3 separate regions of the Homo sapiens genome follow, and all the other regions are linked to region 2. Evidence: chromatin contacts called from ENCODE Hi-C or POLR2A ChIA-PET data. All regions are on one chromosome and are shown on one strand. The core of a region is the stretch at or near the end of the contact, and the rest is flanking DNA. Distances in the headings are between cores, read along the strand shown.

Region 1 (3,667 bases), core at 705-3,204, 69 kb before region 2:
GGGACTACAGGCGCTCACCACCACACCTGGCTGATTTTTTTTGTATTTTTAGTAGAGATGGGGTTTCACCTTGTCAGCCAGGATGGGCTTCATCTCCTGACCTCGTGATCTGCCCGTCTCAGCCATGCTGCATTTTAAAGAAATATTCATATCAATATTTAACTATTGAAGGCCTGGGTTATTATTGACTCCTTAGCATTACGTTACGTTCTTTGCTTCCATTGCAGTTTTCCTTTTATTTTAGAGACAGTCCTACAGTTTTGGGTCTCAAAGGTCCAGATGAGTCTGTACCCTGGGTGCTGTGTCTACGGTGCATCAAATGGGCTGGCAGAGTGAACACTACTCCTTTTCCCTGAGCTCCTTTCCAGCTCCACCTAGGCCACTGTCCCCATTGTACCCTCTGCAACTCACCCAGACCCATCTCCCCCATTTCCTCTAAATAGCCTGGGTGTCCCCCACATTGGCAGCCTTCTTTCAGGCTGTCAGGCTTCCCTAATGCCAAGTGCCACCTCCCTCATCTTCTTACATGTTTGTCAATGAAAGGACTGAAGACACACAAAGGTAAATATCACCAAATGATAGAAGCTGTGCCATGGTATGGGCTTCTGATTGTCTTCTGCATTTTTGAGGAATTCTGTAGTTGAGTTACATTGTTCAAACATCATATTTACCTATTGAAAGTACATTATTTTTCTTTCCTTCCAAATTAACTGCAGAGAGCTTGATTGTAACAGTCTGACCTGGCTGTTGGCTTTTTAGTTGACATACACCTGCTAGAGATTTGTGTTATAATGAAAGTACCGCTGGGATTGTCTTCCTTCGACCTCCACTGAAATGCTGGGGATTTAACGTTCTGATGGCATTTGGAGATGAGCCAACTCATAAACGAATCGAAAATGATAGTTGTGTGTTTTCTGCAAAATGAAACCTTGAGCTCTTAGACAGAAAGGTCCATTCCCCCAAGCAGAGCTTAAGAGGTTGTGACGGATTTGTTTCTGAGCATATGGTAAAAAGAGAAGTCTGAGCCCCAACTTGTTTACCTGTCTGGTGGCTGGTTGGGACCCAGGGTGGTAGGTGGGTCTGGGGGAAAATGTGCATGAGAACATGTCAAAGGGAGTGTGACAGAACTCCAGGGTGTCTAGGATGAGTCGTCCTGGCTTCAAATTCTTGCCCTCTGTGACCCAAGACACATTTCTTAATATTTGGCCCTCTGTGTCTTTATTTTAAAACTAGGGGTAATACAAACTGTCATCGGGCTTGTGCATGTGTGCAAGGACTTTGAGCATTTGGAACACAGGTGTGCCTGACCCATTATGCTCACAGTAAATATTAATTTCCCTTCTTATCGTTGGAATATTATATACTATTTGACGTGTTATTGATACAAGAAATCCATACCCTGAGGTGGTTTGTAAAAGATTTTGTTGATATCAGAGATGCTTAACACTCACCTGGTTCTCAAATAACCGGGCTGAATGTTTGTATGATGACAACTGATAGTTACAGAATGCAAGCTGGGAGCCTCGGCACCTTGTGTCTATTTACCTGACAGTCCGAGGAGGTGAGAATGGAGGTGAACATCCCCCTCTAACAGTGAGGAAGAAATCAGGGAGACTTGAGCAAAATGGCCAGATGTGAGCTGGTGAGGTGCTTGGACCCTGACATGGCACAGTCTATAACCAGGAGAGACAGGTTTTGGAGAGGCTGCCCGGGCTCTCCCTACTGCACCATGCTACCCTCCTGCGAATGCCCATCCGTTCATATTACCTCTGTCTTTGTGGATGTGAAAGTCCCTATCAAAGGACACCCAGTTCCTAAATATACAAGTAGCCTCTGCTGAGTCAGCCCTGTTGACTAGGCACATGCAAAGATCTTAATTCACTGTGACTGTAACACAGCTATTTTCACCCTTCCTGTTTGACTATTAGACTCACAGTGACATTGCAAACACATGGCACAACTGAAATAAAGCATTCCTGGAAGCTAGCTTTGCAGCAGGATTGTCAGGACAAGTATTGTGTATCCAAAGGTCCTCTCCTCTGTTCTGTTGAGCCCCAGCCCTACGGAGTGACCCCAGAAAATGCTTTCCTTCCAATTTCATCATTTACGGTCTCTGCCAAGCACCTCGCCAGCTCACATCTGGCCACTTTGCTCAAGCAGCATGGGTGAGTCAATACCTTGAATCATTCAACAGAGGCATGTCAGGATGTCAAAGTCAGCTCCTGCTCTGCTGGAAGGTGTTAAATTTCAGTGCATTTCTGTAAAGACCTCCTCAGGTCTGTATGGTTTTGAAATATCAAGACCCCATATTCATCTCTTTTACCACTGTTGACATCTGACCCACTAAAAATTGCCTCTGAATCTTGTTCAAACATTTGAACTTCTCTATCTTATTGTTTCTGATGCTCAAGAGAATGTCAACGAACAGCAGGAATCTGATGGCTCTATCAGTAGTCCCTATGCATTGTCTCCTTGGCTAGGGATCCCTCTTAAGCTCTGTGCATGAACAAAAGCAAAATCTGTGTCCAGAAATTCCAGCATGAGTACACACAGGAAAAGACCACAGGAGAGTGTTTGCTGATGAAACTGGCATTCCTCAAACATGGAAGGTGGTATCTATTCAATAAATGCCAGATGCCTGAGGTAACTCGCTGCAGGAAGTGACAGCTGGGGTGGGGAAGGAGGAGGAGGAAAATTGGCTAAATTAAAATTTAGATCAGCGTTAACACTCTTACCCGTGTGAAACTCGCAATGCAATCTTAAATGAGCTAAAATTCTTTGGGATCAAAATACTGTCTGGCCAGCATTTGTATCACACTACCTGTGTTGCACTCCCTGCCATTCCCATCTGCTCTGCTTGGTACCCAAATGCAGTGAACAGCAGATGACTCACTGCTCCCCCTTGACAGGGGAATCATCTCTCCAGGGCCTTTCACACTTGGTGGCCACTGGAACCCCCAGGGGGGTGGGGTGCTTATTAGAGGCAGATGCTGGGCTGGACATGGTGGCTCATGCCTATAATCCCACCACTTTGGGAGGTTGAGGTGGGTGAATCACTTGAGCCCAGGAGTTGGAGAGCAGCCTGGGCAACTTGGTGAAACACCATCTCTACAAAATACATAAAAATGAGCTGGTATGGTGGTGTGCACCTGAAGTCCTAGCTACTTGGAAGGCTGAGGTGGGAGGATCAATTAAGCCTGGGAGGTCAAGGCTTCAGTAAACTGTGATTGAGCCACCATACTCCAGCCACACTCCACGACACTCCAGCCACCACACTCCAGCAAAACTCTGTCTCAGACACACACACACACACACACACACACACACACACACACCCCAAAAAGCCAAAGACAGATGCTGGGCCAAGCCCCTGCATGTCTAAATCAAAATGCTGGGGCGAAGCCTGAGAATTTGCTTTTTTGGTAATTCCTTGGAGATGCTGATGCTGCTGGCCCACAGGCCACACTTTGAGAACCACTGGTCCATGTAAGCATAGACTGTGAATTTCTTTTACCTTTTGTAAATCCAGTAGCACTTGATTAAAGGTGGGAAAGAAATTGGCTTTGGAATCAGAGAAACCTGGGCTAGAATCCCAGCCCTGCCAATTACCAGCTGTGTAAACTAGAGAAATCACTTAATCACTAGGAGTGTCTGATTCTTTATCTGT
Region 2 (3,658 bases), core at 492-2,991:
ACTACAGTGAGAAACCAATGTGAGAGAAATGCTTTAGAACAACTATTTTTGGAAAACATATGTCTAAGCTATATAAGGGACATCTGGTGAAGGCTTTTTTTTTTTGGAATATTCTCTGCATGTAATAGGTGCACAGTTAAAGAGGCATATTGACTGCTGCAATGCCTCCTGTCTCTTGATCGACAAGGACTTCAGCTTGCTAGCTGTTTGGATCCTGTCTTTACTGTGTAACAACAGTCCTGTTCATTCACATTCATTTATTATTAATTCCTATGTAGCAGGTGTGCACTAGAAAATGGGAAGTCAAAAGATGAATAAGAATCCTCTCCCCCTGCACCCAGCCTTTCAGGAACTGATCATCTGAGAGGGACACTGGCCCTGCAAACCGGGCTCCCTGAAGCAGGGAGAGTGACTGGGAGGATCTGCATAACACCTTGCGCCCCCAGGGCGCATTGTGGTCTGGCATTTGAGGCTGATGACTCTTGTGAAGGAAGCAGTCAAGACTGTGATGTGGATTTTAAAGACGAGCAAAAATGGAAGACTCCCTAATTAAAAGACAACTCCGAAGACGATTTTCCCAGAAGCTTTTACAGAGTGTAACAACAGAATTTTGCTTTCTGAGCAAATTCTCTGGGTCCCCAGAGCCATCTGCTAAGGAGTGGGTCCCGGAGACACTGGCGGACGTGCTGGCGACTGAGCATGCTTACCGCCTGGGGTGGGCTTTCTGCTTCCAAGATAGAATGTAACAGGACTCAGAAGCAATGCTCATGCTTCTGCTGGAGTGGATGAGGATGATGGGAGTGGGGGAGTGAATGTTCCCTGTGAGCCCGAGTGGGAGGAGAGGGAGCGGGGGCCTCTCCCTCTGATTCACTGGGTGCCCCCTTGGATGTGGGAGTTGGGGACCTTGAGACCATCCTGGTGGGACCTCTCTTTGCCGTGGCTGCATGGGCAGCACAAAGCATTTCTCAAGGCCTTGCAAGCAAAGTTGTCTTGAATGATGACCCACTTTAAATAAATGCCCTCAGAATAAAGTACAGGGAGGGGTGGCAAAAGGCGGATCCCCTGGGCTCGCCACACCTCACAAGACGCCCACCAGTTTGAGTAAAATGCGGGCCTTCTTTTCTGCTCAGAGGGGACTGTTGCACCTGGGCCAGCCAGAAACAGGTAGTCCTTTTTTCCCCTCCTTCTATTCTCACGTTTTATAATTTCATAGAACTTCCATGAGCACATAGTTAGCACCGTTTTGCCCATTATCTCAGTGATTCTTCACAGTCCTGTCTGTTTGGGGTTTATTACCCACACTGCAGCAAGCAGGGAAGTTAGCAGTCCAGAGGCACTCATCTGGGAGGTGGCAGAGTCCGGCTTTGAATGCAGGTTTATTTCTACTGAAACCAGCTGAGACTAGGTAGCAACCACAGAGGTCCACCCCGATTCGTCTGAAAAGAGAAAGGGCTGCCGTGGTTCAACACCATTGTGTTCAAAATTGGGAAAAGCTGAATAAAAAAGAAACATCTCGTAGGAAGGAAGCCAAATCTTACTCGAGTCATCCTGTTTGGTATTTTGTTTGCTTTTCTCTAAAAATGTGAGTTTTGTGCCTTCGTTGTTGACATTATTTTGTTTGAGTTAAACATCTGCTGCGTGCCAGGCACCGTTTCGCACTCAGGTTTTCTGACGCCAAGTCTAGTGAATTTTTAATTTAGGCACAGCTGCCTTAACCCATCGCCTCACTCCTGCCTCCCCCTCCAATTTCTCATGCTGTAATTCATTCCAGGCAATAAAGGATGTGGAGTTTGCTTGTGCTCCTTGGGCATGAGTAAGTGGGATGTGTCTTTCGGTATTCTGGGAAACCATAACTGGGACGGCTCATCTTTGCAAGAAAATGCAAGGCAACAAACACTTAGGAAGCCAGAGTCCTCTTCCTTCACCGCGTGGGTTATGCACCATCCCAGGCTTGGTAAAGTAGCATCCTTGTCCAGAAGTTTCATTTGTGGTACAATAATCACATGCCAGAGTTTTCCGGTCAGCAAAAACAGAAAATTGTCCCTTTCTTGGGGTCTGCAGAAATATCAGTCTCCAAAGTCATTAATTTTTTCTCAAAGCGGTCAGGCATGTGGACAGAGGACAACAATAGACCTCTCTCTCCCCGGAGTCAGGACCCTTCAGAAACTGCGATTTTGATTGTCACTGAATAAACCGCCACTGTGTCATTTGGAGATAAATACAAACAAGTGCTTTGTAACGGGGAGAAAAGTGTTGTTCTCAAAGAGCCGAGGGTCCCTAAAATGCAGCCTCTGCAGTCACCCCTTTCAAGATCTCGCAAAGAACCAAGAGGGGAGTGTAAACAAGACCTTCATTTTTTATTTCTTGGTTTCTTAAACTAAAAATACCAACTTTGCCTGGAAAAACTACCCGAGCTTGTCTGGGCATTAGCATCTAGGGAACGTTCCTCATTTGAACACCTGGAGTTGTTTGTTATTCATTTGCAAGAATTTCCTTACAGCTATTTTATAGACACCCGGGATGGGCTGTTCTGAAAATCAACTGGAATGTTTATACAGAGCTGTGCTTCCTGTGATTACAACATGATGAAGGGTTAGAGACCATCACTGTCGCCTCAGTTTGGAAAAAAGAAAATGCACGGTGCATGAGAGGCAGCTTATGTAGTCTCAAACTTACTGTCTTGCTCTCGTTCTAAATATTCGGGGAAAGAGAAAAATTCTGGGAAAGAAGGACTCTGATAGTTCTTGATCATTCCATTTGCCTTGGCTTTTGGATTGCAGCATTTACTGTCTACTTTGCCTTGACAAATCTATCTGGTTAAACAAAGCATACTACTTGCCTTCCTTTGGCTACACCTGTAATGGAGTATCACATCCTGATAGGCTTCACACTTTGGCTGGGAATAGTCAAGGTTTTCGTTTGGAGTTTCGGAAGCCACACAAAAAAATGCCACAGAGATTCTTTTTCAGATGACCATAAACCCTCATCTCTCGCCTGATCGAGTTTGGGTAAAGTGAACGTATTTTCCATGTGTTGGTCTCTTTCTCCAATTGGACATTGCTGCATGTAAGTCCCAGCGGGTCATGGTGTGATATCCAAACCATACTGGCAAGAAATGTCCAGCTCCTGGAGCCTGAGAGCTCCTGATGGGGGGGGTCACATAATAGCAAGCCCTAAGGAGGAGTTTGATGTGGACAATGTGCTGTGAGGTATATCTTCCTGGCTATTGACATTGTGAATTAACTCCTCCCTAATGAACACTTCTACTTAATGACCACAGGACTGTGTAATGATAGTGGAAGGAAGTACTTGCCCCGGGCCTGACCGCCTGCTGTCTTCCTCACCCTGATCCAACCTTCCCTCCTCTAAGCCTTTCTCCCTTGCACCTACTCTTTGCACCTTACTCTGTCTTCAAGTCCTATATCTCCCTTCATCCAGCCCAGCCTCTCCTCCTCTGAAATACTAGGGCATCTGGCATCCAAACTGACTATTTGACTCTTATAAATTGCCTTGCCATGGGATTATTTTGACTCGTATATAGTTTCTCTCCTTTCCAACCAGATGGTAGACTCTTCACTGTCAGAGTTAGTCTAATGTACCTTTCATTCACATTTTATGGCCGAGCAGCATCCTTCACAAATATTAGAGACTTAGAGAA
Region 3 (3,786 bases), core at 1,167-3,666, 68 kb after region 2:
CCTGGAAATGAGCTCCGGGTTTTATGGGAACATGTATGAAATCCATTAGTCCTTTAGCTTCCCAGGAGCTACCACAGACCGACCACCTGATGATGCCCAGTGGATACTTCTCATGGAGTATTTATAGAACATTTTATTAGTTTATTACCAATGGACCTAATGATACTCCTTGCATATGAATAAGCTTTCTTCCAGCTTAATTTTCTTGACTCAATTTTAGGCATCCCTGCCCACATGCTTACTCTTAAAACTGTTTATTTTCTCAGGCTCCAAAAGGAAGAACCTGGACCTCTTCGGGGTAAAGATGTTAGCTACCACCTTAAATAAGCCTGTATCTTCAGCCCCAAAATGAGCCATCAGACAGGACCATGTGCATGGCAGGATGCAGGCTTGTCATCTCAGGTGATCTCCCTGGCATTGCACCTGGGCTGGGGCAGAGAGGAGCGTGGCCCATGACAGCATCACACGATACAAAAATCCAGAAAAATGGCCTATAAGGCCAGCTGTGTGATGCAGCAGGAGAACAGGTTCACACCAGGAAAGACATGGGCAGGTGTGAGCCTTTGAGGATGGGAAGCCGCCCTTATCAGTGTTTGCAGTTGGGGTGAGGTGTTTGTGCAAAACCAGGCTTCAAAACTGACAGTCAATCATCACGTGTCCCTCACCTGAAGTATTTATCATTTCTATGTATTGGGTCATTTCAAACCCTCCCTTCTAGGTATTTTGAAATATACAATACATTGTCATTAAATATAGTAATCCTACTCTGCTATTGAGCTTCAGAACTTATTTCATCTAAAATAAATCATTCTACCAAAAAGACACATACACTCGTATGATGATCATAGTGCTATTCCCAATAGCGAAGACATGGAATCAACCCAGGTGCCCAACAATGGTGGGCTGGATAAAGAAAACGTGGTCCTTATACATCATGGAATACTATGCAGCCATAAAAAAGAACAAAATCAGATCCTTGACAGCAATAGGGATGCAGCTGGAAGCCATTATCTTAAGTGACTTAATGGAGGAACAGATAAGCAAATACCAAATATTCTCACTTATAAGTGGGAGCTAAACACTGGATACTCATGAACATTTAGATGGCAGCAATAGACACTGAGGACTGCTAGAGGGGGGACGAAGGGGAAGGAACAAATGCTGAAAAAGTACCTATTGGGTACTATGTTCACTACCTGGGTGATGGGATGAATCATACCACAAACCTCAGCATCATGTAACATACCCTTGTAACACACCTCCACATGTACCCCGAATCGAAAAGTTTGAATTACTTTACTAAAAAAACTTATTTATCACGAGGTCAGGAGATCAAGAGCATCCTGGCTAACATGGTAAAACCCTGTCTCTACTAAAAATACAAAAAATTAGCTGGGCATGGTGGCGGGCGCCTGTAGTCCCAGCTACTCAGGAGGCTGAGGCAGGAGAATGGCGTGAACCTGGGAGATAGAGCTTGCAGTGAGCCGAGATCAAGTCACTGCACTCCAGCCTGGGCGACAGAGCGAGACTCCATCTCAAATAAAAAAAAAAAAAGAAAGAAAAAAAACCTTATTTCTTCTTTCTAACTTATGTTTGTACTGACTTAATCATTACACATTCTGTGCATGTAAAAATATTCCACATACCTCATAAATGTGTACAATACTATGTATCAAAAATAAAAATAAATAAAAATTTAAAACTGTTAGTCAAAGAGAAAGTAGCCCAAGGACATGAAGAGGAGGGTGTGAGTCAGGATCTGTACAGATCGTGGGAAACGGAGCTTTAAGTCAGGGCAGCAGGAGGCCCTGAGGCCTGGAAGGGGTCAGGGCCAGCTCAGCAAAGGGCAGAAGTGGAGAGTAGCACTGGCCTCTGGCTTGTCTTTCCTTCTAGTCAACCAGGCTTCCAGCGTCCCCCACCCCCGGATCATGCAGAGGACAGAGCCTGGGCCTCACACCAGGGAAACTCACTCTAGTGCCACCTCTGCCCCACACAGCTCTGTGGCCTCGAAAAGTCCTTCTTTCCTCACTGGCCTCAGATTCCCTACCTGGACAGCCCACTTTGGACTTCCCATGGGCCTGGGCCCCTTCCAACTCTCACGTTCTCTCCCTAGTGGCGGTCCCCCGTCCCTGTTTTCACAAGGTGGGCTTGGAGGCAGGGCCCACCTGAGTGTGTGATGTCAAGGCAATTCAAGACCGGAGGGAGCTTGAGCTCTTAAGAAAGACCACACTCATAGGAGCTTACGAGACACACACTTGTGGATTTCAGAAAGTGTGTAGCTCATCGTTCTGGATCTGAAATACGTCAACAAATCTCTTTGTTTGTCTCTTTGTCCTGGAGATCTTTTCACAGAAAGGAACTGCAAACACCTCACCAATTTAAGTGACTTAGTCTTAATTCTTCATGACCTCTAGTGGCAGAAGAAGGACTCTGCTATTTGATTTTTCCAGGTAATCCTCTTTCACCCTTGCCTCCTCATTTCTCTGGAATCTCTTTCGTGTCCCCACAGTTTCCCACTCCCGTCGCGTCTGTTCTCCTTCAGACCATCTCGCAACCCACTGGCACGTCCCCATAGCCTCAGAAATCACCTCTCTGACTGCCCCCCCACCCGCTCCCTCCAGCCCTCCTCCCCCTGCTCACAGAGCAGTCAAGGAACGTCCTGGGCACTGGGGTCCATACAAGAATGAAGGAACGCGCCGCACACTGTGGCCCCCGGGCTGCCAAGCCTGCCCTGACTGAGCAGGGCACCTGGCGTCCATGCCCTTTATGCAGAGTCATTGGTGTGGTGGGGTGGGGTCAGCACCTCAGAGCCCCTGTGGGGTCTAATGCACTCTGTTACCCTCCTAAAAGATGAGGTACAGGCACTCTGTTACCCTCCTGAAATCCAAAAAGTACTGAATTCCGAAATACAACAGGCCCTGGGTGTTGAAGAAGGAAATGAAAGCCTTCGAGAAGGGCACTGTTGGTTTCCCACTCAGATTCCTTGTTCCCGATGGGCCCCTTTGGAACCTCTCTCTCTCCCTTTTCCTCTCCCTTTCCTTCTCTCCGCCCCCTCTCTGTCTCCATTATTGGATGGGTTTGGGAACGACATATGGCCCTGCCTGCCTCTGGCTGCGATCCTGCAACCATGCCGGGAGCCAGACCTTGGCTGAAGCTCACACAGAAAGTGGCAGAACAGAGAAACAGAAAGAAACTAGGTCCTTGAGGGTATCTTTGAGCCACTAATCTTGCCAAGCCTGGACCCACCCTCCCTCTGAACTTGCAGTTCTATGAGATAATACACTTTCTTATTGTTTGAGTTGGTCTTTTTTGCTTTCACTTTGAAGTGCAGATCCCATCCTTGCATACGCAGCTTAGAATTATTCTCCATCGTCTTCAGGATAAAGTGCTTCCACCTCAGCTCCGCTCAGAACAGAGCTCATGGTCCCCATCCCTCCTCCTGCTACCTCCTCCCTACCCCTGAGCATCCATCACTGCTAGTCCCTCAAGTAGACTCTCTCCTCCAGCAGCATAAAAACTACCTGCAGCTCCCCTGACTCTCCTGTGGCTTCACTCCTTCTTGCCTTTGAGAAGGATACTCCCTTCTGGAATGTGCTTTCTTTATTGTCAATCCCATGCACATTCTGCCTCAAAATTCTAAGCATTACCTTCTCTGGGAACCCCTTCTTAGTTCCCAGGGAGCAGGCTAGCAAAGGGGTTGAGAGGACAAGCCGAGGTTGAGAGAGGAGAGGACATTGCCAAGAATGGAAATCTGAAAACAGGAAAGATGGAAAAAAATTGGGTCAT

What was found. Hi-C counts contacts between places; a loop is a spot of excess contacts on that map. ChIA-PET counts read pairs that join two places held with the same protein, here RNA polymerase II (POLR2A). Pooled maps may share reads with other maps.
Region 1: a loop to region 2 is called in a map of PC-3, with 4 times the contacts of the local background. The contact joins two enhancer-like sites. A Hi-C loop is called at or near these places in 2 of 168 maps with a recorded cell type or tissue (Calu3 and PC-3) and 2 of 50 pooled maps. POLR2A ChIA-PET finds 5 or more read pairs at or near these places in 2 of 52 experiments (RWPE1 and activated naive CD4-positive, alpha-beta T cell).
Region 3: a loop to region 2 is called in a map of PC-3, with 5 times the contacts of the local background. The contact joins two enhancer-like sites. A Hi-C loop is called at or near these places in 2 of 168 maps with a recorded cell type or tissue (K562 and PC-3) and 3 of 50 pooled maps. POLR2A ChIA-PET finds 5 or more read pairs at or near these places in 5 of 52 experiments (HEK293, PC-3, PC-9 and 2 more).

What each region holds. Positions count from the first base shown.
Region 1 is chr2:105,711,603-105,715,269 of GRCh38, reverse strand. No RefSeq gene overlaps it. Among named protein-coding and RNA genes, the nearest start is that of NCK2, 31 kb to the left of the region's middle. Within about 2 kb of position 1,954, at least 2 of the 41 ENCODE cell types and tissues checked have a DNase peak (open chromatin) inside an H3K27ac peak, as active enhancers do.
Region 2 is chr2:105,642,499-105,646,156 of GRCh38, reverse strand. No RefSeq gene overlaps it. Among named protein-coding and RNA genes, the nearest start is that of LINC02946, 34 kb to the right of the region's middle. Within about 2 kb of position 1,741, at least 3 of the 41 ENCODE cell types and tissues checked have a DNase peak (open chromatin) inside an H3K27ac peak, as active enhancers do.
Region 3 is chr2:105,575,146-105,578,931 of GRCh38, reverse strand. No RefSeq gene overlaps it. Among named protein-coding and RNA genes, the nearest start is that of LINC02946, 34 kb to the left of the region's middle. RefSeq lists an enhancer at 1,504-2,402. Within about 2 kb of position 2,416, at least 7 of the 41 ENCODE cell types and tissues checked have a DNase peak (open chromatin) inside an H3K27ac peak, as active enhancers do.